Linked DNA regions of Homo sapiens: region 2 is linked to region 1. The links are chromatin contacts, found by POLR2A ChIA-PET in ENCODE. All regions are on one chromosome and are shown on one strand. The core of a region is the stretch at or near the end of the contact, and the rest is flanking DNA. Distances in the headings are between cores, read along the strand shown. Region 1 holds the start of LDAF1 (lipid droplet assembly factor 1). Region 2 overlaps EEF2K (eukaryotic elongation factor 2 kinase).

Region 1 (4,821 bases), core at 1,172-3,671:
CCAGGGTCTCACTTTGTTGCCCAGGCTAGAGTGCAGTGGTGCAATCTCAGCTCACTGCAGCCTCCACTGCCTGGGCTCAAGAGATCCTCCTGCCTCAGCCTCCCATGTAGCTGGGACTACAGGCATGTGCCACTATGCCCGGCTAACTTTTGTATTTTTAGTAGAGAAGAGGTTTCGCCATGTTGCCCAGGCTGGTCTCGAACTCCTAGACTCAAGCAATCCACCCACCTTGGCCTCCCAAAGTGGTGGGATTATAGGTGTGAGCCACTGGGATCTCTTTTATAAGGGCACTAATCCCATTTAGGAGGGCTTCACCTTCATGACCTAATCACCTCCCAAAAACCCCATGCCTAATCCCATCACATTGGGGGTTAGGATTTTAGAGGAACAGACATTCAGTCCATTGCAGCAAGTAATTGGGAAAGCATAGGAGAGGCTGCGCGTGGATTTTTTTAACCCAACCACTGCATGTTCCTTGAGGGCCAAGTCCTGATGCTATGGAGAGATGCTAGGATCCCAGCCCTGGAGGAACACATGATGTGATGGAGGAAGCATCTATCACACAAAGACAAGCAAAACTCTGCTGGCCCAGCCAAAAATGCCAGAGGTGGAAGGAATTTGAAGATTCACAGAGACGCCCCTAGATGGCACTCTTAAACAAAAATCCCAGTGGAAACCCTAACTCAGCTTTCCAAAGCAACTTCCATTTAGGGAATGATGATTGGAAGGCTGTAATCTAAGGAAACACACACACACACACACACACACACACAATCTTTTCCTGGGTGGGGAACCCAGCATTTTGCAGCTGAACAAAGTGCATGACGCCAGACAAGATTGGCTAAAACTTAAGAATTTAGGGATTCTTGTCTGTCCTATCCCCACCATTAGCTCTTCTTTCTGCTATTGTGGAATTACAGCAGGATTCTGTGGTTTATCATATCATTGTCGTGATCATCATCATAAATCATCATCCCAAGCAAATATTTTTGAGCCCCTACTCTGTGCCTCAATAGGTGCTAAGTTCTCGACAGCCACAGCCACACTATTGCACCAGTCCTCACTACAACCCTGTGATTGCTTCTTTTTTTTTTTTTTTTTTTTTGAGACAGGGTCTCACTCTGTTGCCCAGGCTGGAGTGCAGTGTCTTCACTGCAACTTCTACTTCCCAGGTTCAAGCGATACTTCTGCCTCAGCCTCCCGAGTAGCTGGGATTACAGGTGCGCACCACCATGCCTGGCTAGTTTTTATATTTTTAGTAGAGATGGGGTTTCACCATGTTGGCCAGGCTGGTCTGGAACTCCTGGCCTCAAGTGATCTGCCCACCTCAGCCTCCCAAAGTGCTGGGATTATAGGTGTGAGCCACCGCACCCTGCCAGCTTTTTGTTATCTAAAGACTTATTTTCCAGGTTGCTATGGCCACAGGCAAAGAGGAGAGGTCGGTCAACACAGGTCCCTGTCTGGAAAGTGGCTGAGAACTGTGCAACAGCAGACCAATGGTTGGGCTTATCCCTCTCTCTAATTTATGGTTGAAGCCATGGTTCAGAGAGGTTACTTAGTCACACAGTAAGTTGCCATCATGCTCTATAGCAGTGGTTCTCACCTCGGGACGATGGGGCCTTCCAGGGGACATTTGGCAATATTTTGAGACACAACTGGAGGTGGGGGGGGGCGGTTCTTGTAACTGGCATCTAATGGGTAGAGGCTAGGATATTGCTAAACATTCTACAATCCACAGCTCAGAAACAGAATTATTCCGCCCCAAATGTCAATAGCATACTATTCAGAAACCTTACTCTATAGGGCAGATTTGGGGCCAGGGGAAACAGGGGCTCCTGCTCCGACTTGGATCCATGCAAACCGAGGAATTTGGATTGATTTATCTTGTCTCTCTCAGCCTGGACTTTTTCATGTGTAAAATGGACATCCAATCCATCTGAAAGGATCTCACTGGCTTATGACATTCGCATTTGAGCAGTCATGGTTAAAAACTTCCAGCCAGGGTGATACTTCATCACGTGTGTGTCTTGAGCGCCAGAGACGTTCCAGAGCAGCTGGTTTTAGGCATACAGGAGGGGAAACCCTGACACCCTTGGAAAACTCATTCTCGGCTGCCAGTCTGCCTGTCTTGAAGGTGGTCTGAGCTTTCTCACTCCAAGCCAGTCGTGTGGGAAGGGACACTCTCTGAGCCTCAGTTTCCTCAGCTGTCAACCTCTCAGGGCTTGTTCTAGTGGCTCCGAAAGCCAGTGGGAGCGAGCGCGCTTTGCAAAGCCTTGGGCGCCGGGCCTTGGCGCGCCTTTGCCGGATCCTTCCGGCCACGGGCGGGGCGAGCCCAGAGGAGAAGAGCCGAGGGGCGGTGCCCGGGCCAGGGGGCGGAGGCAGGCGGCTCTGGCTCCCTCTCGGGACGCTCTTTCCTTCTTCCTCTTGTTCCTCCTCCTGCCTCTCTTCGCTTCGCCTGCAAACGCGGTGGGGGCTGCTCGGCGGTCAGGAGCAGGTGAGAGCTCGGAGCTTGGGGGTGGGGGTCCGGGTGCCCCGGGTGGCTAGACCCCTCTCGCCGGGCGGGGACAGAGGAGGAGCGCGGGGGCGACGGCGTGAGCGCGCTATCGGGGTCCCACGCCCGTAGCTTTCTGCCCCGGGGTTAGTGTAAGGGGCGTCTCCTGCTTATGAGTCGCCGGGACGGGGCTGGGAGCGCACGAGGAGACACGATTCCTCCCCACCCCTAAATGCACACTCACCCCGCCACCCCCCAACACACACACACATACACACACACACTACCACTAGATTAGGTAAAATGGTAGCTAGCACCACCACACCCCGAGACTGTGCCCCTTTCTGGGGAACCTGGGGAAGACGTCGAGGCAAACCTCCCTAGGATTATTGAAAACGGGCGCCTTCCTCACCACCCAGCCCCTCTTCTCCACCGAGGTCCCCTTCCCCATCGCTGCAGAGAGATCTGCAAGTATCAAAGGGGGCTTCTTTACCCCCAAATTAATAACTAAGTACTCGACTCCCCTCTGAGTTCCCATTATTCAGTCTCTGTGCCTTCTGGGACGCGGACCCCCTCTCCACCTGCATTTCACTCCCTTCCTCCTCTCCTTGGGTCTCCCTGGCTTTTGAACGCTGAAAGGCTGGGCCCGGATGGGGAGGGGCGGCCAGTGTGAGCTCGAGGCGCCCTGTAGCTCCCATCCCCCAACCAGAGATGTGACCCCTCCTCCCAGCTTGAACTTTCGAGGTAGCCGTTTTCCCCTGGAGGTTCGGGGGTGGGAGGGCCAGGAGATTTATTTGGAGCCTTGGAAGGGGAAAGGGTTAGCTGGTGTTGGCCTGGCCCAGTCCCCCAGGCGTGAAGAAGGCGGGGCACTCCTTGGCCGCGCCGGGTTCTCGCTTTCCCTTCTCGGGAGACAGCTCCGTGCCTGGGGAGGCCCCTCCGAGGAGTGAGTGACCAGGGGGTCTGGGAATTGGTGGCCAGGTAGACGCATTTGAAGGCTGTGGCCGATGGCATTCGCCCCACGCACTCTCTCATCGGACTCCCCAAACCGGTCTGGGTGGCACTTGAGGCTCCCAGGCCAAAGGAGACCTGTAAGGGGAACTCCGCTTGTTTCTGCTTGCTGCAGAGATGAGATTATGGGAACTGAGTGCTGGGAACATCCCAAGTTCAAGACCTACGCCAGAGGCAGCTTCAAAGAGAGAATGTGGGGTGGTGGGATTAGTCCCCTCCTCAACTTTCCCCTCCAAAGGGTTTCTTGTTTTACAAAAGGGAAGTAGCAGAGGATGTCTAGCTGGGATGATTAAAATGTGCTTTAATTTGCATACTAGACCCTGTACAGCTTAGTAGTAGATAAAATTACCCCCTATATGATAAATAAATGTGAGGATCTCTCAATTAATTTTGGCCACGTGGACACAATCTTTTAAGCATTTGTACTGTAGGTCAGGTCAGTTTAAAGGGAGAAATGGAAAAGATATCTCTGTGTCCAGCCAGTTCTGGGAAATATAAAATAAGAATGATTTTTTTTTTATATTTGAAAACTCAACAAGGGTTAAAAAATATATCTAATTTAACCAATTGCCTTTATTAAAAATAAGTAAAAATTGTATGAGATTGGGACACCCCTCAAAATTCCAGGCAGTTTAGTTAGAGTATAATTACTGTGGTGAGGTCTGCCCCCGAGGTGCAGTTCTCCTTAGCAGGGATAGACTTACCCACAAGTAAGTAGATGATGATGTATGGAATGATGGAATTGGGAGCCAACCTGTACAGTAATAAAGAAGAGAAACAGGTCAAGGCTACTGTTGTACAAGGAAAGCTTTCTAGGGAGAATAAAAGGCAATGAGATTTGAAATAGTGTGTTCAGCTTTCTTGCTTTCTGTATATTTTCAGCATTTTGTCAAGCTAAAAAATAAACATAAGCTGTCAGAGATAATACTATTAACATTTTATCATCTTTTTTTAAAAGTATCATACACATCTTTTCACATCACTAAACAGTCACACTATCATTTTAATGACTGAATTTATCATTATTTAACCAATTTTCTCCTAATGGAAATACAGTTAGCTACTTTCCAATGTTTTGCTAGTCATTATATGTTATAAACAGGGATGCAATGCACAGCCTTTTAGTACATTTTGAGATACCTGTTGGATTATTTCCATCATGTTCCTGGAATATAAATTCCTGGATTGAAGTGTGTGCAATCTGAAATTGTTGTGAATATTGCCAGGTTACCCTCCGTCTGCATGCCCACCATCAAGGTATGAGGATGGTAGAAGCTCTCGTCGAACCAGATGGATGAAGACCACTAACGGCTTTTGTTTCC
Region 2 (4,821 bases), core at 663-3,162, 1.1 Mb after region 1:
GGTCTCACTCTGTCACCCAGGCTGGAGTGCAATGGCACAGTCTCAGCTCACTGCAACCTCTGCCTCCCAGGCTCAGGCAATTCTCTCACCTCAGCCTCCCAAGTAGTTGGGATTATAGGCATGCACCACCACGCCTGGCTACCTTTTATATTTTTAGTAGAGACAGGGTTTCGCCATGTTGGCCAGGCTGGTGCCAGAGTGTTTTCTAATTTCTTAATTTTTGGGTATGGCGTAAGGAAGGGGATCAACTTCATTTTTTTGCATGTGGATATTCATTTATCCCAACACCATTTGTTGAAAAGATTCTTCCTTCCCTGTTGAATCATCTTGGCTTGTTGAAAATCAAGTGACTGTAAAACTGAGAGTGAATTATCTTGGCACCCTTGTTGAAAATCAGGTGGCTGTAAATGTGACAGTTCTATCCTACAATCTTCCTGAACTCTTTCTTGATTATTTTTGTGTGTTTGTGGGTATGGGACCGTCCCCTTTCTAACAGTCACGGAGTATTTCATGGTGTAGAGAGAAATACTGTAATCTGTATAATGAGCTTCTATTGGACATTTGGGGTTGTTGGGTTTTGTTTTGTTGCTGTTACTGATTGTGCTACAGAAAGTGCTTTTAGGCCAGGCGTGGTGGCTCACATCTGTAATCCCAGCACTTTGGGAGGCCGAGGCAGGCGGATCACCTGAGGTCAGGAGTCCAAGACTAGCCTGGCCAACATGGTGAAACCCCGTCTCTACTAAAAATACAAAAATTAGCCGCGCGTGGTAGTGGATGCCTGTAATCCCAGCTACTCAGGAGACTGAGGCAGGAGAATTGCTTGAACTCGGGAGGCGGAAGTTGCAGTGAGCCGAGATCATGCCACTGCACTCCACAGAGCCAGACTCTGTCTCAAAGAAAAACAAACAAACAAAAAATGCTTTTAGGGCCACTCCTTCATTCTGGGAAAGTGCATTGAGTGCCTTCTCTGTGCCAAACACTTTTGGAGGTATTGGGCATACAGACAATAACAAAGTAAACGGGGTGATTTCAGTTTGAGAAAAGCACAATGAAGAAATGAAGCATGCCTGTAATCCCAGCATTTTGGGAGGCCAAGGCAGGAGGATCACTTGAGCCCAGGAGATTGAGACCAGTCTGGGCAACATAGGGAGACCCTGTTTTTACAAAAAACAAAGAAAATTGGCCAGGCTTGGTGGCATACACCTGTGATCCTAGCTACTTGGGAGGTTTGAGTGGGAGGATTGCTTGGGCCTGTGAGGTCAAGCAGTGACCTAGGTGAGCTAGGATTGCACCACTGTACTCCAGCCTGGATGACAGAGCAAGATTCTGTCTCAAAAAAAAAAAGAAAAGAAAAGAAAAAGAAAAAAGTCCGGATGTGGTGGCTCACGCCTGTAATCCCAGCACTTTGGGAGGCCCAGGCAGGAGGATCACCTGGGGTCAGAAGTTCAAGACCAGCTTAGCCAACATGGTGAAATGCCATCTCTACTAAAAATGCAAAAATTAGCTAGTTGTGGTGGTAGGCACCTGGAATCCCAGCTACGCGCGAGGCTGAGGCAGCAGAATCGCTTGAACCTGGGAGGTGGAGGTTGCAGTGAGCCAAGATCGCACCATTGCACTCCAGCCTGGGTGACAAGAGTGAAACTCTGTCTCAGAAGAAAAAAAAAAAAGAACAAAGAAAGAAATGGAACGGGGTGATATGCAAGGGAGTGATTGGATATGCATGTTGGGTTAAGGGTTCTTTGATTTGGGGATTCACAGAAGATTTCACTGAAGAGGCATCTGTGAGCTGTGAGCTCAATGATGAGAAAGAACCCACTGTTAGAAAGGTTGTTCCAGGCACAAGGAACAGCAGGTACAAAGGCTCGGAGGTCGGAATGAACTTAATGTGTTCACAGAACAGAAAGAAACCCAGTGTACCTGGAGAGCAGCCAGGGCCGGAGGAGAAGTGGGCAGCACGCTAGATGAACGCAGCTCTTGCAGCCTTACCAAGGCATTTGGATTTTATTATGAATGTGAAAGGAAGCTGCCAGGGGTGGGCGTTAAGCAGAGGAGTGCCTCGATCTAATTGATGTGCTAAAAAGAGCACTCTGCTTAAGAAGCCATTCCTTTCCCAACCTGGTTCCAACATTTGCAAACACTGAGTTCTTAAAAGTGGAATGACGACTGGGTCAGCGGGTTTCGAATTTAAAATGTGCCTGGGTGCTGCCAACTGCCTCCCCAAAAGATAGCTCTAGGTTTTACCCCAAGGGTGCCAGCTCCTGCGATAGCCTGCAGCATTTGGGGTGAGGGTCGGGCGAATTCGCAGCCCTGGGCCCCAGCACCCACTCTCTGGCCCTTGCTTTCCTTGTAGGACCTTCGCCTCTGCATTTGTCCAGTAACTCTGGCTGTGCCGGATACTGCTTGGGTAAAACGGGCACCCCAGGAACATGGCAGACGAAGATCTCATCTTCCGCCTGGAAGGCGTTGATGGCGGCCAGTCCCCCCGAGCTGGCCATGATGGTGATTCTGATGGGGACAGCGACGATGAGGAAGGTTACTTCATCTGCCCCATCACGGATGACCCAAGCTCGAACCAGAATGTCAATTCCAAGGTTAATAAGTACTACAGCAACCTAACAAAAAGTGAGCGGTATAGCTCCAGCGGGTCCCCGGCAAACTCCTTCCACTTCAAGGTGAGTGAGCCACCTATTCCACCTTCCCCACCTGGCTTAGCTGCTGTAAGGGATGGAGGGTTGGAGTCGCTGGTTGGGGACTTCTTCGTATTTCCAAACCCTGGACAGTGCTCTAAACTCTGAGCTGAGGATATACTTGTTAAGCAGGGAGGGTATTATTGATTTAAAATAAATTTCATTACCTTGGAACTGGGTGTTTTTCAAATAGTAGCCCAGGACACACTACGGAGTTGTGAAAACCTTTTGCTGAGTTTTGTCCAATGTTTTGTTTTGTTTGTTTATTTATTTTAGCTTTCTTTAGAGACAGAGTTCTCCTCTGTCACCCAGGCTGGAGTGCAGAGGTGCTGTTCTTTTTTTTTTTTTTTTTTTTTTTTTAAAGAAATGGAACAGAACAGAATAAAACAGCAACTATTGGGGAACATTGCAAACTGTAAAGATCTTATTTCTTTGTAAAAACGTTTATTTATTTATGGCAATAGAAAATCCCCAAACTAAGGACCTTATTTCTCTTTCTCTCTTTTTCTTTCTTTTCCTTCTTCTTCTTTTTTTTTTTTTTTATAAACGTGGTCTCGCTTTGTTGCCCAGGCTGCAGTGCAATGGCACAATCATGGCTTACTGCAGCCTTGAATTCCTAGGCTCAAGCAAGCCTCCCACCTCAGCCTCCTGAGTAGCTAAGATTATAGGCTTGTACCACTATACCCGGCTCATTAAAAAAATTTTTTTTGTAGAAATGGGGTTTCCCAGGCTGGTCTTGAACTACCACGCCCAGCCACTTGTTGTTAATTTTTTGAAAGAATTTATTTAACAACATAATTTTAGGTCAGGCGTGGTGTCTCACACCTGTGATGCCAGCACTTTGAGAGGACAAAAGGGAGGATCACTTGAGCCTAGGAGACCAGCCTGGGCAACATAGTGAGACCCTGTCTCTCAAAAAATAAAATAGGCTGGGTGCAGTGGCTTACGCCTGTAATCCCAGCAGTTGGGGAGGCCAAGGCAAGTGGATCACCTGAGGTAGGAGTTCTAGAGCAGCCTGGCCAACATGGTGAAACTCCATCTCTACTAAAATACAAAAAATTAGCCGGGTGTGGTGGCGCACACCTGTAATCCCAGCTACTTGAGAGGCTGAGGCAGGAGAATCACTTGAACCTGGGAGGTGGAAGTTGCGGTGAACTGAGATTGCACCACTGCACTCCAGCCTGGACAGCAAGAGTGAAACTCCTTCTCAAAAAATTAAAATAAAATAAATACATTTATTATTCATTTTATTTTTTTGTATTCCACTCTGCTGCCCAGGCTGGAATACAGTGGTGGGATCTCGGCTCACTGAAACGTCCGCCTCCTGGGTTCAAGTGATTCTTGTGCCTCAGCCTCCTGAGTAGCTGATATAACAGGCATGTGCCACCACACCCAGCAAAAGTTTTGTATTTTCAGTAGAAACAGTTGCACTGTGTTGGCCAGGCTGGTCTCAAACTCCTGGCCTCAAGTGATCCACCTGCCTCAGGTTCCCAAAGTGCTGGGATTACAGGCATGAGCCACTGCACCCAGCCTAAAATAAATTTAAAAACATAATTTTATTGAAAACCGTTTGGTAGGTGCCAGCGTGGGTACTTGATTACATGAAATTTGCATTTATTTATTACATATTATATATCTGTCACCAGGCTATGCACTGAGTACAGACAGGCAAACAGCAATTGTTTACAGACTTAACAATCTCCCCATTTATCAGCAGAGACATTCAAGCGGAGAAACAAATATAATAACTATTAGTTACTTTGATAGAAACTTGTTTTAGGGACACTGAAAAAAATGATCTCATTTAACATTTATAGCTATCTTGGCTGGGCACAGTGGCTCAAGCCTGTAATCCCAGCGCTTTGGGAGGCCAAGATGGTAGGATCGCTTTAGGCCAAGAGTTTGAGACCAGCCTGGTCAACATAGGAACACCCCATCTTTATTAAAGAAAAAAAAAAAGAAAAAATGCTTACAGCCATCCTATGTAGTTACAGCTATGAAGGATAAACCAAATTCTTTTTTTTTTTTTTTTTTTTTTTTTGAGATGGAGTCTCACTCTGTCGCCCAGGCTGGAGTGCAGTGGCACAATCTCAGCTCACTGCAACCTCCACCTCCCAGGTTCAAGCAAGACTAA

Evidence for each region. ChIA-PET counts read pairs that join two places held with the same protein, here RNA polymerase II (POLR2A).
Region 2: POLR2A ChIA-PET joins it to region 1 with 12 read pairs in PC-9. The contact joins the enhancer-like site here to the promoter of LDAF1 in region 1. POLR2A ChIA-PET finds 5 or more read pairs at or near these places in 2 of 52 experiments (PC-9 and WTC11).

What each region holds. Positions count from the first base shown.
Region 1 is chr16:21,156,253-21,161,073 of GRCh38, forward strand. It overlaps LDAF1 (lipid droplet assembly factor 1), which reads left to right and starts at 2,422. Exons shown (of 5, transcript NM_001301771.2): 1 at 2,422-2,494. It also overlaps a transcript of DNAH3 not described here. RefSeq lists silencers at 2,302-2,431, 2,482-2,661 and enhancers at 2,919-3,419, 3,554-3,703.
Region 2 is chr16:22,223,304-22,228,124 of GRCh38, forward strand. It overlaps EEF2K (eukaryotic elongation factor 2 kinase), which reads left to right. Exons shown (of 18, transcript NM_013302.5): 2 at 2,351-2,672. The coding sequence starts at 2,427. Among named protein-coding and RNA genes, the nearest start is that of EEF2K, 19 kb to the left of the region's middle. RefSeq lists an enhancer at 2,405-3,028. Within about 2 kb of position 1,913, at least 11 of the 41 ENCODE cell types and tissues checked have a DNase peak (open chromatin) inside an H3K27ac peak, as active enhancers do.